Linked DNA regions of Homo sapiens: region 2 is linked to region 1. A link is an interaction called in ENCODE POLR2A ChIA-PET data of the cell type or tissue named here. Cell type or tissue: MCF 10A. All regions are shown on one strand. Each heading gives the region's core, and the rest is flanking DNA. Links, peaks and the distances in the headings are about the cores only.

Region 1 (7,742 bases), core at 1,357-6,356:
CTACTGGTGGGAATGTAAATTAGTGAAGCCCTTGTGGAAAGCAGTTTGGTATTTTCTCAAATAACTTAATACAGAACTACTCTTTGACCAAGTGATTGTATTATTGGGTATATACCCAAAGAAATATAAATCATTCTACCCTGAAGAAACAGGCATGCGTGTGTTCACTGCAGCACTATCACAATAGCAAAAACATATTATCAACCTGAATGCCCATCAATGGTAGACTGAATAAAGAAAATGTGGTACATCTACACCTTGGAACACTACACAGACACAAAGAACTAGGTCATGTCTTTGGAAGCAATGTGAATGCAGCTGGAGGTTACTACCCTAAGCAAGCTAACAAAGGAAGAAAAAACAAAATACTGCATGTCCTCAACTCCACTAAGTGGGAGCTAAATATTGAGTACACATGGACAGAAAGAATGTTTATATGGATATATACACACAAATATATTTATATATAAGTAAAGAGGAAATACAACTAGTGTAGTTTTAATTTGTAAATAGTCTCATGGTCGTAGCTGATATTTATTACTTGCTTCTTTTAATACCTATTCCATATTCCCTTCATCCTCAGCAAGCAATTTAGCTGATCATGGTTTCTTGACTTGTAGAGTGTCCCAAAACTGAATTCCTGGTGTCTATGCTGTTAGTAGTACTGATAATTTTGAGTTCTTATAGTGTTCCATTAACTTTTTTACTGGGCCCTACTTGAGGGTGCAGGGTGGGAGGAAGGTAAGGACTGGAAAACCCTATTGGGAACTATGCTTTTTAGCTGAGCAATGAAATAATCTGTACACGCAACTCCCATGACACACAATTTATCCATTTAACATAGTTGCGGATGTACCTCTGAACCTAAAATAAAAGTTAACACAAATAAAATAATAAAATTGCCTTTCAGTTGAAGCTGACATATCTTTGGCATGAATACTCAACTCAGCAGCAAACAATTCACAGCTCAGGCAACTGGGAATTGTGATCATCAGATGCTAGTAGGTACTTAAACAACAGCCTGAGATGAGAGCTGCAGACAATGTGGCCACGCTGGGCCATGTCCAAGTCTAGGATGCTGATCATGGGTGATTTATGGGAGAAACAGAGAGATGCTTTAGTGCCTGCCCTTTCCCTTCCATTTCTGGGATTCTTGTGTTCTGGCTGCTCTTCATTTCTTGTCTTTGGATGCCCTTGGAATTTGCATGTTTTCCTTTATGTTAAGCCCATTTTCATTAAGCTAGACTTAGAGGATTTCTGATTCTTATAATCAAATATACCCTTTCTAAAGCATAGGTTTTTATGTTTTTCCCTGAATATTTTTCTTGTGATATCTATTTCTTTTTAACCTCTAGCTCATACTTAATCACCTTGGATGGCATTGTTTTTAATTAATTTATACCACAACTCTAACTCTGATTATTTTCTTTACAATTAAGTATTTATCTTTTGGAGTTTTATACCATATTTGGTAACAATTTCTAAAGTCTACAATATTCCTTTAAACATTTTTTCCTCATATATACTATAAAACAACAAGCTTGAAGGCATTTTCTGATTTTGAAGCTTGTAAGTGATACAGGTTATAATTTCAATACTTCTAATCAGTAACATTTTAAAGTGTTGCTGATACTGTATTATATGAACGAATGTCTCTGTGCTGACAATACAACTGTCATATCTGTATGCTTAACATCAGATAGATAGTGTGCTTTTCCCTCTTTTTATTGGATTTAGAGTAAGTTGAGAGCACTGTTTTCTACCTACCCATTTTATTTTCCAGATTAAAGGTATATAGGATTAAGTCTGATATTTTACCTGTACAACATGGAACAATGCCCTATTCCCCAAGACTGAACTCAAGTTGGGTATTCAGATTATAACATAGAAGTAAACCAAGGTTAAAGCAGCATGGATCATTGTTGGTAAAGCATGAGCTCAATTATTTTTATTTGTTAAACGTTTACAATAAGAAGTGGTTTACATTGAAAGGTCAGCATTCTATGTAAATGGGACATGAACAATAACTTTCCTCTTCCCCCAAAAACTACATTTGAGCCATGTGCATTTATCCCTCTCTTTAGAACTAGGTCAGCAATTCCACGCCAAGAACAGTAGGACTCAGGAGAGTGGCAAGCCCTTTTCAACTTGGGTTGAATTTAAATTAAACCTAGAGTTTGCAGAGACTGTCTTTTTGAAAGAAAACAGGACCAAGAAAATAACTAAAATAATCATTTTTTAAAGTAGAGGTTCATAAAATATTTGCATTCATGAAAAATTTGTAAAATATAGAAAAAAAATTTTGCTGAGAAATACATATTTAAACAGCCAGTGCTTAAAGTTGGATATTTTTGGAGGTCTATGAATGTAAGAAAGTGGCATAGATTAGTGGTTGTGCACTTGGAATGTCAGAAAGCCGTGGGCTTAGGTTTTCTTTCTTACTGTGTGATCTTGGGTAAATCACTAAATTCCAACTTTCTTATCTGTGAAATGGAGATAACAGTAATGCTTTCCTTCTAGAACTATGAGGATTAAATGAGATCAATATAGCTGTTAGCTGTATTTTCTAACACATAGTTAAAACAGTAAGTCTAACACATATCTAGCACATAGTAAGTTCTTATTAATGTCAGCTTTTACTATTATTACTATTAAGAAGTAGTGTGTAATAATGTTATTGATCTTATGGAGGTTCTGAGGACCAAAAGTTAAATAAGCTAAGTTTTATTATTTCCCCATAAGCTTGCCAGTAGACTATGAGCTTCTAGAGTGAATATTAAAGGTTAGATTACATTTTAATGTTTTCCTTAATTATGCTTTCTTCTTCCTTTTTTAGAAGTTTGATGACTATAATTAAATCAATGTAGTCATGGATTTAGATTATAATTTTCCAGTTAATGTAATGAGATACTGTGCTATTTATAACATTTTTCTCTGTATCCTCCAAATTCCTCTTACAGGCCACTTTTTGTTCCATGCACCTCTCCCTCCATCTTTGTGAGTCAGGAAATGGTGGTTGCAGAGGCAGAGAGCATCTGTTGGCTTCACACTTCTAATCTTAATTTAGGTTCAGCCAGGATGCACCTCTATATGAGTAAGACGTGTTCCTTTTCAAAATTTGATTTTATGTCAACGATTTATTAGCTATTAAAAAAACTTGACTAGGGATATTAGTGTGTGTTAGAGAGTGAAGAAGAAAGGAAGAGAGAAACTGTACTCCTTTCTCGGTTTTTTTTTTTTTTTTTTTTTTTTTTTTTGCCATTTCTCCTCCTGCTGTTATCGTCTTCTTTACTGGTCAAGGAAGTGTGGGGTCTGTTATTTGTAAGGTACCCTCTGTCCTTATGCTCTTGATTCTAGTCTTGTCCTATAATTTCTGGCTATTGAAACATTGGTTACTTTTCCACTTTGTTAGTTTGAGTTCATTAACATCATTCTGTTTTCTATAAACATATTGATATCCTCCCTATCTCAGAAAAACCTTTGAAGGATTTTATTACTCTCTCAGGTTGTTGTACCATTCTTCTCCTCCATCCACTGGTTCACTTCTTAACAGGCTGCCTTTTGCTCTGTTTCCTCACCATCTAGTCCTTATTTTTACTTCTGTTCTTTTTTTCCCCCCACAAGGATGTTGAAACTGTTATTTTAAAAGTAATTTTGATTAAAAGCGATTTTGCCTCTTACTAACCTTTTCAGTTGTATTCCCCTCTGTAGATGAGCACGATGTAACTTCAGTCTTAACAGTTTGTCCTATACCCTGTGTATGAAAGAAAGGGCTCCCCCTTAAGTGGGATTATTGGAAGGATGATAGAGGGAGCATCTAGACTTTGATAAGATATAATTTTTTTTACTCCTGGTAATTTTAAAAATAATGAGTATGTGGTTATTATTTTTTCTTTAAAATAAGAAATTAACATTGAGAAATGAAAAATAAATGGTTGACATTACCATTGCTCACTTGTCAGTTCTTCAGTCTTCCCCAGCCCCCTTGCAGGTAAATGCACTGTGGACTATTCTGGCCCATGGACTGTCTCTATGTGGCTGGGGACCTGAGAAGCTCCTGTATCAGTCAGGACTAAATCAAGGAAGCAGAACTACTCAGAGTACTGTAGAGTAGGGATTTATTATAATGGTAACTTCTTGCACAATTGTAGGAGAAGCTGGAGAACAGTCACTTCTCAGCTCCTCTGATGCATTGGCGTGGGTGAACAAGTTAGAGCTTGCCAGGAAATCAGTGAAGCAACACATATGCAGCTGCTAGAAGAGGAGTGTAAAGGAGAGCTGGTGGCTTTGGAAGGTTGCTGTTTATATGTCTGCTGAAGGATAGGGGATCCTATTCATCAGTGGCATTTGGAAATAGAGCTGGATGCAGAGTGGAGAGTGATAACAAGCTGAATCCACTGGTATGTTTGTGTCTGTCTCTCAACAGCAAGAAGATTAAAGAAAAGTGAAAATCTTCTGGAAGATCTTTATATTTCTTATTTCCTTTAACTAGGATGAACTTCAAAGAGTAATGGCTGCTGCTTCATTTCTGCTTTCCAAATCACATTGGATTATCTTTTGACCACCTCTGAGAACCATATGGGGAAAGAGGATTCTGGGCAATATTGTTCCAGGTCAAACAAGCTGATAAACTACAAGCTGATAAACTACAAAACAACCGCACTCCAGCTCATGTCAGCTTGGTGTCATTCACATCTCTTTTATCCATATTTGCATCTAATAGGTAAGTCATGATTCTACCTAACATGATGCACCTATCTCTCATGCAACTGAAAACCTGCTAACTCCCTCCTCCAATTCACTCACTTCCCACCAAAAGAGGATACAAAGTCCCATAGTCATTTCATTCATCTGTGGGTGGTGTTTATTCTCTTCCTAGATTGGTCACATTCTTGCTTTCATATCTTCTAATAACTTAAACATTGACATATTAGGTTAATCACTATTAACACATATTATGTTAGATTGTAAAAAAGAATGGTCAATATGTATATATATACACAAATCTCTGTATCTTGTATTAACTAATCTATTTCTTTGTTATTTTTTCCTCTCTTGGATATATGTTTATATGGATATATACACACAAATATATTTATGTATAAGTAAAGAGGAAATACAACTACTGTAGTTTTAATTTTTGTAAATGGTCTCATGGTTGTAGCTGATATTACTTGCTTCTTTTAATACCTATTCCATATTCCCTTTGTCCTCAGCAAGCAACTTAGCTGATCATGGTTTCTTGACTTGTAGAGTGTCCCAAAACTGAATTCCTGGTATCTATGCCATTAATAGTACTGACAATTTCAAGTTCTTATAGTGTTCCATTAACTTTTTTACTGTAAGAATATATGAGTGATATGGTTTGGCTGTGTCCCCACCCAAATCTCATCTTGAATTGTAATTCCCATAATCCCCACATGTTGTGGGAGGGACCTGGTAGGAGGTAATTGAACCATGGGGGCAGTTACCCTCATGCTGTTCTTCTGATAGTGAGTTCTCATAAAATCTGATAGTTTTATAAGGGGCCTTTCCCCCTTTGCTCAGCAGTTCTCTCTCTTGCTGCCATGTGAAGAAGAAAGTTCTTGCTTCCCCTTCTGCTGAGATTATAAGTTTCCTGAGGCCTCCCCAGCCACGCTGAACTGTGAGTCAATTAAACTTCTTTCCTTTATAAATTACTCAGTCTCGAGTATGTCTTTATTAAAAGTGTGAGAACTAACTAATACAGTAAATTGGTACTGCAGAGAGTGGGACATTGCTGTAAAGATACCTGAAAATGTGGAAGCGAATTTGGAACTGGGTAATAGGCAGAGGTGGGAATAGTTTGCAGGGCTCAGAAGAAAACAGGAAAATGTGGGAAAATTTGGAACTTCCTAGAAACTTGGAGGGCTCAGAAGACAGGAACATGTGGGAAAGTTTGAAACTTCCTAAAGGCATGTTGAATGGCTTTGACCATAATGCTGATAGTTATATGGTCAATGAAGTTCAGGCTGATATGGTCTCAGGTGGAGATGAGAAACTTGTTGAGAACTGGAATAAAGGTGGCTCTTGCTATGTTTTGGCAAAGAGAGACTGGTGACATTTTGCCCCTGCCCTAGAGATCTGTGGAAATTTGAACTTAAAAGAGATCATTTAGGGTATCTGGCAAAAGAAATTTCTAAGCAGCAAAAAGTTCAACAGGAAGCAGAGCAAAAAAAAAAAAAAAAAATAAAAAATGTGGAAAATTTGCAGCCCAATGATGCAATAGAAAACAAAAATCCATTTTTCTGGGGAAAAAAATGAAGCTCAATGCAGAAATTTAGATAAGTAATGAGGAGTCAAATGTTAATCACCAAGACAACAGGGGAAATTGTCTCCAGGTCACATCAGAAACCTTCATAGTAGCTTCTCTCAACACAGGCCTGGAGGCCTAGGAGGGAAATATAGTTTTGTTGTCCAAGCTCAGAGCCCCCCTGCTCTATGCAGCCTCAGGACACGGTGCTATGTGTCCCAGCTGCTTCAACTCCAGCACTGGCTAAAAGGGGCCAACATACATTACAGGCCATTGCTTCAGAGAGTACAAATCCTGAGCCTTGGTAGCTTACATGTGGTTTTGGACATGTGGGTGCACAGAAATCAAGAATTGACATTTGGGAAACTCCACTTAGATTTCAGAGGATGTATGGAAATACTTGGATGTCCAGGCAGAAGTTTGCTGCAGAAGCAGAGCCCTCATTGAGAACCTCTCCTAGGGAAGTATGGAAGGGAAATGTGGGGTTGGAGTCCCCACATACAGTCCCCACTGAAGCACTGCTTAGTGGAGCTGTGAGAAGAGGGCCACTCTCCTCCAGGTCCTAGAATGGTAGATCTACTGACAGCTTGAACTGTGTGCCTGGAAAAGCCACAGGCAGTCAATGTCAGCCTCTGAAAGCAGTTGGGAGTGAGGCTGTACCCTGCAAAGCCACAGTGGCAGAGCTGCCCAAGGCTGTGGGAGCCTACCTTTCACATCAGTGTGCCTTGGATGTGAGACAAGGAGTCAAAGGAGATCATTTTGGAACTTTAAGATTTAATGACTGCCCTATTGGAGGCATTACTTCCTAGGGTATGAAGATCTCTAAAATAGCAGATCCCAAATTGTGAGGACAGGGAGCAAAAATTTTGCTATTGGATAATTAAGAGTAACAGGGAGAGAAGCTACTTCATTTTCTATTTCCTGCTTCCCTAACCAATGAATCTTGACTAATAGGCAAAAAAAACCCAGCATCATATATTGGTCATTGATTCAGAGCATATACTATATGCTGAATGACGTTGCAGCACTCCATCAAGTGTGACCATTCAGTTGGCATTGTGTTTGAGTCTTAAAAATTTATTCCAGGAAACATGGTAGGATCAGTAAATTCAATAAGCAAAAAATAATTGTTGCTCTTTACTTACTGTAAAACAAGTTCCTTGGGCAGAAGCAAAGCTATATGATACATCATGTTAGTGAATAAAGCATTCTCTAAGTTTACAGATGGTAGTAGTTTTTACTACAGCCTTGTGGACTTGAATGGCAAACCTGCATTCATAAAAGGTATCTTATCAAGTGAGAAAATATTGCGGCCCATTCATTGAAAGAAATTTTTCAATGTAATCAAACTGCTATGAGGTGGCTGATTACCCTGGAGAGTGGTATACCATGTTGGAACTCTGTGTTAATCTCTGTTGTTCTCAGGCTGAGACTCAGCAGTGGCTGTTGACAGAGTGGCCTTTGTGAGTAG
Region 2 (7,742 bases), core at 1,309-6,308, 91 kb before region 1:
GTTTGTCCTTTAATTGGTAAACCTCAATTCCAATGGCACTACAGGTTGAGTACTCCTTATTTGAAATGCTTGGAAGAGGAGAATTGTTTTGGATTTTGTATTTTGAATACAGGCATACCTTGGAGATATTGCAGGTTCAGTTCCAGACCACTGCAATAAATCAAATACTGCAATAAAGCGAGTCACACTGATTTTTTGGTTTCTAAGCACATGTAAAAGTTATGTTTACACTATAATGTAGTCTATTAAGTGTACAATAGCATTTCTTTAAATGTACACATCTTAATTTAAAAATATTGTTAAGAAATGCTAACAGTCATCTGAAATTAGTGAGTTGTAATTCTTTTACTGGTAGAGTCTTGCCTGGATGTTGATGGCTGCTGACTGATCAGTGTGGTGGCTGCTGAAGGCTGGGGTGGCTGCAGCAATTTTAAAAAATGAGACGATAAGGTTTGCCACGTTGCTGGATTCTTCCTTTCACCAAAGATTTCTCTGTGGTATTTGATGTTCCTTGATAGCATTTTATCCACAGAAAAAACTTTTCAAAATTATAGCCATTCCTCTTAAACTCTGCCACTTCTTCATCAACTAAATTTACATAATATTCTAAATCCTCTGTTTTCATTTCACCAATGTTCACAGTATCTGCACTAAGAGTAAATACCATCCTAGCAAACCACTTTCTTTGTTCATCTATAAGAAACAATTCCCCATCTTTTAAAGTTTTTTCATTAGATTGTGGTAATTCAGTCATATATTTAGGCTCCACTTATAATTCTAGTTCTCTTGCTATTTCTGCCACGTGTGCACTTCCTCCACTAAAGACTTGAACCTCTCAAAGTCATCTGTGAGGATTGGAATCCACTTCTAAACTGTGAATGTTGATATTTTCACTTCTCCCATGAATCACAAATGTTCTTAATGACACTAGAATGGTGAATCCTTTCCAGAAAGTTTTCAGTTTGCTTTGCCCAGATCCTTCAGAGGAATCCACTATGTCAGCTTTAGTCTTACAAAAAATGTATTTCTTAAATAATAAGACTTGAAAGTTAAGATTATTCTTTGATTCATGGGCTACAGAATGAATGTTGTATTAGGCATGAAAACAACATTAATATCTTTGTACATCTCCATCAGAGCTTTTGGGTGACCAAGTGCATTGTCAATGAGCAGTAATACTTTGAAAGGAATCTTTTTTTCCTCTAAGCAGTAGCTCTTGACAGTAGCACTTAAATATTCAGGAAATCATGCCATAAACAGATGTGCTGTCATCCAGGCTTTATTGTTCCATTTGCAGAGCACAGGCAGAGTAGACTTAGCATAATCCTTAAGGGCCCTAGTATTTTCGGAATGGTAAAGGAGCATCGACTTCAACTTAAAGTCACTAGCTGCATTAGCATGTAATAAGAGAGTCAGCCTATTCTTTGTAACTTTGAAGCCAGGTATTGATTTCTCCTCTTTGTAATGAAAGTCCTAGATGGCATCTTCTTCCAATAGATGGCTGTTTCATCTGCATTGAAAATCTGTTGTTTAGTGTAGCCACTTTTATCAATAATCTTAGCTAGATCTTCTGGATAACTTGCTGCAGCTTCTACATCAGCACTTGCTGCTTCACCTTGCACTTTTATGTAATGAAGATTGTTTCTTTCCTTCAACCTCATGAACCAAACTCTCCTAGCTTCAAACTTTTTTTCTGTAGTTTTGTCACCTCTTTCAGCCTTTGTAGAATTGAAGAGAAATAGGGCCTTGCTGTGGATTAGGTTTCAGCTTAAGGGAATGTTGTGATTATTTTGATCTTCTATCCAGACCACAACTTTCTCCGTATCAGCAATAGGGCTGTTTTGCTTTCTTATCGTTTGTGTGTTCACTGGAGTGACACTTTTAATTTCCTTCCAGAACTTTTCCTTTGCATTCACAACTTGGTTAACTGTTTGACACAAGAGGTCTGGCTTTTGGCCCATCTCAGTTTTAGACACACCTTTCTCACTAAGTTTAACCATTTCTAGCTTTCTATTTAAAGTGAGAGACATATGACTCTTCCTTTTACTTGAAAATTTAGATGCCATTTTAGGATTATTCATTGGTCTAGTTTTAATATTGTTGTGTTTTAGGGAAAGGAAATCCTGAGGAGAGGGGGAGAGATAGGGGAATGGCGGTCAGGTCAGTGGATCCGTCAGAACACAACATTTATTTATTAAGTTTGCTGTCTTATACAGGCATGATTCTTGGAGCCCCAAGGCAATTACAATAGTAACATCAGAGATCTCTGGTCACAGATCACCATAACAGATATAACAATAATGAAAATTTTGAAATATGGTAAGGATTACCAAAATGTGACACAGAGATGCATGAAGTGAGCACATGCTGTTGGAAAAATGGCACCTGTAGACTTGCTAGACACAGGGTTGCCACAAACTTTCAATTTTTTAAAAAATGCAATATTTGCAAAGCACAATAAAGCAAAGTGCAATAGTATGAGGTTTGCTGTGTTTGCATATACTTATTTGTTGAGTATCTCTAATCCGAATGTATGAAATCTGAAATGCTCCAGTAAGCTTTTCCTTTGAGTATGACCTTTAAGTATGTCAGTGCTTTAACAGTTTCAGAATTTAGAGCATTTTGGAGTTTTGATTTCTAGATTAGGGATGCTCAACCTGTATAGAACTTTTAGGCATCAGTATCATTCTGTCTAATGACATAAACATATTTAATGAGTGGGAAGCCAGATAATTTGTTTCAATAGCTGCTTTTATTTTCTGTTGTTGATATGTTAAAATAGTTAAACACTTGCATTCATCTCATCCTATTAAAGGAACTCCATCAGGGAACAGTGAGGTAACATGTTTGGTGACAGCAGGCTTAGTCACCCTGCTGTGAGAAAGAGATGAATAATGTTTTTTAATCTTACAGCTATTGATTCTCTCCTTTTAAAATGTATACACCATTTCTGAAAGAAGTTATTGCAGACTATATTTTGTTAGCAGTTTATCTTTTTCATATCTTCATTATTAAATGGTACATTTACTTACATGGTTGTGCATAAAATAAAATTGCATGACATTTCTTATTGTTTATAATTTCCATTTTGAAAGATCTAGTCATACATTCTTAAAATTTTATAAGTGATTTCAATCTTTATACTAGTAGTTTTCGCTTTTATTTTTTTCCTTGGCTATTTGGCTGCCAAATCCTTCCTCATTTTAAACATTATCTTGCTTATGTTTTATGATTTATCTACTATTTGTCAAAACAATTTTTAGAATGACATTTTCTAGTTTCCCATTAAAGCACAGCATGAAGAAGAATTAGATATACAAGATCATATTGGTGACTATTTTTATTAGACAAAGTCATTGTGTGAAAATTCAGAATTCCAGTAAAAACAATTTGAGAAAATCAATTAGTGCATGAATTTAAGAAGGACCAATATTTTTCTAAGACAATAATACTTTTTTGCACCTTAGCATTTCCTTCAAAAAGACTATGATGATAATGTTATTTCTTTTAGATCCAGGCTAATTTCTTCTAGATTTTGAACTTGTGGATCACGAATAATTATTTTTCTCATGCTAGCCAGAGCTATTCCACTATAGGCTATTTTACAATTTTTCTTGAGTCTAGTATAGTATTTGATAATCCTCAGTGTCACAAGAACAACCTTCCTCAATAGTAGCTTATTCAAATAATTAATTTGTTCTTATTGTTTTCTTGGTAGAAAAGGAGAATATTTGGCTACCCTGGTTATAAATACCCTAAATATTAGAAAATGACTCATTGATTCAGATAGACGTTTTCCCCATTTTAAAATCTCTGAAATCGGAATGCGTATTAGAATCAAAGACATCTTACATTTACAATTTTCAGTGTTTTATTCTTTCTTAGTGATACATAGAGTAATGATATATCATGCAATCAATAATGTTATCGATTTAAATGAAATATAACTAAATTAAATTTGGATTTAATAGTGATTCAACAATTTATGTTTCCAAGATTAGAAAACAGTTCTTATTTTATGGTTACTTGTACAGTCAAGATTCTTGAGCCATTTTTACACACTAAAAGCTCAACATATTTTGAATATAATAAAATAGAAAACAATATATAGTGGAAATTCATCATAGTTTAGAAACAATCTAGACATGCTGCTCAGGAAATTGTTCACTTCTGGCTCTAATCGAATTTATTTTGATCAAGGTTCTCAAGTTACTTGCTCTATTCCTGGAGGACATTTTAAAAAATAATCATAAAACATTAAAATTGATTATGAAAATAAGAAAATATCTCACATATAGGGTTTTACAGCCATGTGTTGGGTATATAAAAGCAATTTTGTAGGTGACTTTGGGCTAGTCACTTAATATAGAGTTGGGATAGTGACTGAAACATCATATTCACATAGCAATCATTTATATATGTGTATAATTGGAGAGCAAATTTCTCTGTAAGGGTAGGCTACCTGATGCTTTTAAAAATATATATGATGAAGACTGAACCAAAGTCTGTGTTTGCTGGTAAATTTCCTTGTAGTGTGCATAGGCATTTTCCATTATTCCAAAAACTCTAAAATTGCTTTCAAAATAACAATTTATTCCGAATTGTTTTTCTTGTTAATAAGTTTTTTTGATGCTTATAAAAATATTTTATGATAAATGTTGAGAAGGGTACATTTCTAGTGTGACTTCTTCATGATTTGTTACTCTTCCACCCCAATAAGAAATTAAACTCTAATTTCCTAATAATCTCTATCAGCTCTTTATGTGTAGTGCTCATGTGCAAAGGTCATGGTGGTTATAATTGATTGATTATTGACTAATTCAACAATGCATTCTATGTGTCAGGCACTCCTTAAGGCACTGAGGATACATCAGAGAACAAAAGAGATAAAAATCCCTGTCCTCATGGAGCTTACTTTCTGGAAGAGGGAAGTCAATCCTAAACACATGAAGTATGTTAGAGCATTATAAGTGCCGTACAGAAAATAAAACACAATAAGAAGGATAGAAAACTCTAGGTGAAAAAGGTTCTGTTGGAAAGAAATATTTTTCCTTACCATCTTTTAGGTTCAGGACCTGGGGTCTGCAAATTAAACTGATAAAAGATAGATTGCCAGGAGGAAAAAAAAACCCAGGTTATTTATGTATGCAATGCACATACATGTGGGAGAGCTCAGTGAGGAGTAACTTTAATGGGATGGTTAAAACTTGGGGCTTATATAACATCTCAACATAGGATGATAAATTGTGGAGAAGTGACTAGATGAAGGAAAGGGAAGGTGTGGGCTAGTAGGGGGAGTAAATTGTGAGAAGGTAAATATAAGGAGGAGATAAGGGTTATTTAGTAAGGTTTGTTATGTGGACTCAAGTTGGTGCCATCTCTAGTAATGAATCTTCTCTTCATGAAAAAGGGGAAGAAGGACATTTTACAAAGGAAAATGTATTTCCTGCTTTTAGACAAAAAAAAAAAAAAAAAAAAAGTAGGACAGAAAGCCCTTCCTCTATGTGCTGTTTCTCAATTGTCTTCAGTTCAAAATAATTCTTATGGCATATTTTTGGGTAGCATATACTAATTCCTTTCAGTTCCAATCGTAAACAGGGTATGTGGGCTAAACTTCGTTGAGAAAGTAACCTGTGGGCAAAGACTTGAACATAGAAAGGTTGTGAGAAGAAGGTTCTGGGACAAGAGAATAGGAAGCGCCATGCAAAAGCTGAGATGGAAGAGGACTGCTAGTGCTCAAGGTGAAGAAGGAAAGTAAAGGGAAGTTAGATTTTAGGCGAGCATTGGCTTTTTACCCTAAGAAAAATGGGAGAGTTAGTAGAGGTTTTTAGCCAAGAAATGGCATGATTGACCATTTAAAATCATCACTGGCAAATAACATCAGGTTTTATTGTTACATTAGCAGTTTTCTATGACAATACAAGGTGCATAAGTGGAGAGGCCATAGGTTAGACCTGCATTTTAGATTAAAACTTGTACAAAGAATTTTGGGTTGCAATGTTCTAGTCCTTGGGACACAAAATAGTCATGCCCACTAACAACCACCCTTCTTCAAGAACTATATTAAGCTCCTTAAGGAAAGTGACTCTAAATTCTGTATTTCTGTTTTTACTGTACCCTCACATACTGTGTCTGTGTGCACAGTGACTGGCACTGTTTGCCTCTCTGCAGATTGACTCATGAGGGGTGGAGGTCCTATACACATGATGGAATGTGTGCCAAGGCTCAATCTCCATCGTCCAGATTTGGTTGTTAAATGACTCAACAAAATTATTTACCCATATATTGGACCCTATGCTATGTTCTGAGAGTATAAGCATAATTGACAAATGGCTTCCTCCTCAATAAGCTCATGGCCTCATGAGGAGGTAAGAGAGCCATATGTTGAGATTTTTGCTGTTTTCACTAGACAGGAAACAAATATATCTCTGTTGTATTTTTTTTTTTTTTTGGTGAGTACTTTAAGATAATATACTAGTAGGATTTTTTCTGAAGAAGCTGAGGAAATGTCTTCTGCTAAATGTCTTATCATAAATGTACTTAGGCTATTTAAACAGTTAAATATGTAAGTGGTAAAGTTAAATTACTTAACATGTATGTGGCCCTTTCTTTCCAAAGGCTAGATATTTGCTGTGCACTCTGAAGTTGATATCCTTCATCATGCTTCAGTGACTTTAAATCTGTATTTTATGTCTGAATAATTTCTTTGATTTTTGGTTGAGTCCACTAAGAATTAGTTTGTTTTCTAAATATAAAAATAGAAAAACTTAGACTTTCTGCTTAAGATTATTTGGAAAAATATGCTTACAAGTAATTAATCCTACTATGAGGTGATTTCATAGCTATATTACTCTCTTCGGTTCTACCTAGGGTAACACAATATTTTTGCCACCTGGTAACCATTTAGTGGCTTGCTGTCTGTCAAATTGGAGTCATTAATCCAAGATCCACAAAACACTGACCTCATCAAGAACTATCAACCACATTTATCACACAGCGAGCAGTAATTAATACCCTCACTGTACATCTCAGCAGATGCCAAGTGGTAACCGTGCCCAGAGACAGAGCCATTTGGTGGTGGTCTGAGCGTGGTATTCTTTTAGGATAAATTGAGACATATTGGTAAGAAGCTTGCTGTCTATATACATGAGAAAACTAAGGACTCTCTTTGTGTATCTAGCAGTATTGCTTTGAGCATGCCCAATGGTTGTGTGGATTTCCTTGATGCACCTGGATAAAGCTAATTACCTTTGCTACTACAGTGCCTTTGATGTATTTCCCTTAAGCATTTTTCACAGAGATTTCCCATTAGGTACTCTCTCTTTCTCCTACTAGTCTGTGAGTACCTAGAAGACTGAATGTATGTTGTATTTATATTTCTAACTCTGAACCAGCACAGTTCCTGGCACTTGTTACTATGTCATTGGTACCTGTTAAATAAATGACTGACTATGCTGCATATGAATAGGCAATACACACAAATGGACTGGGATAAAGGTGTGAGCTTCTCAGGTGTAGGCTGGATGGTGTTATATTAATATTCTGGTTGCCTTGCCATGTGTTGGGCACAGAAAAAGTGCTCAATAAATACTCATTGAATGTACTTCTTGACAAGACTTCAGCAGGCTGCTCACTGCAGCCTCAACATCCCAGGTTCGAGCCATCCTCCCAACTAAGCCTCCCGAGTAGCTGGTACTACAAGCATGTGCTGCCACACCCTGCTAATTTTTGTTTTGTTTTGT

What was found. Peaks named below come from ENCODE experiments on the same cell type or tissue, not always from the same donor. Only the 100,000 strongest peaks of a DNase experiment are listed, where the experiment ranks them.
Region 2: POLR2A ChIA-PET joins it to region 1 with 5 read pairs; 2 of 35 experiments call an interaction of 5 or more read pairs at or near these places.

Annotation. Positions count from the first base shown.
Region 1 is chr2:180,218,633-180,226,374 of GRCh38, forward strand. It overlaps LOC105373768 (a long non-coding RNA gene), which reads left to right and starts at 4,234. Exons shown (of 3, transcript XR_923635.3): 1 at 4,234-4,400; 2 at 4,493-4,723; 3 at 5,551-5,578. In MCF 10A, for the core only: no CTCF peak of the experiment used is centred there; a DNase peak (open chromatin) is centred at 4,219.
Region 2 is chr2:180,127,753-180,135,494 of GRCh38, forward strand. No RefSeq gene overlaps it. Among named protein-coding and RNA genes, the nearest start is that of EPCART, 6.4 kb to the left of the region's middle. In MCF 10A, for the core only: no CTCF peak of the experiment used is centred there; no DNase peak of the experiment used is centred there.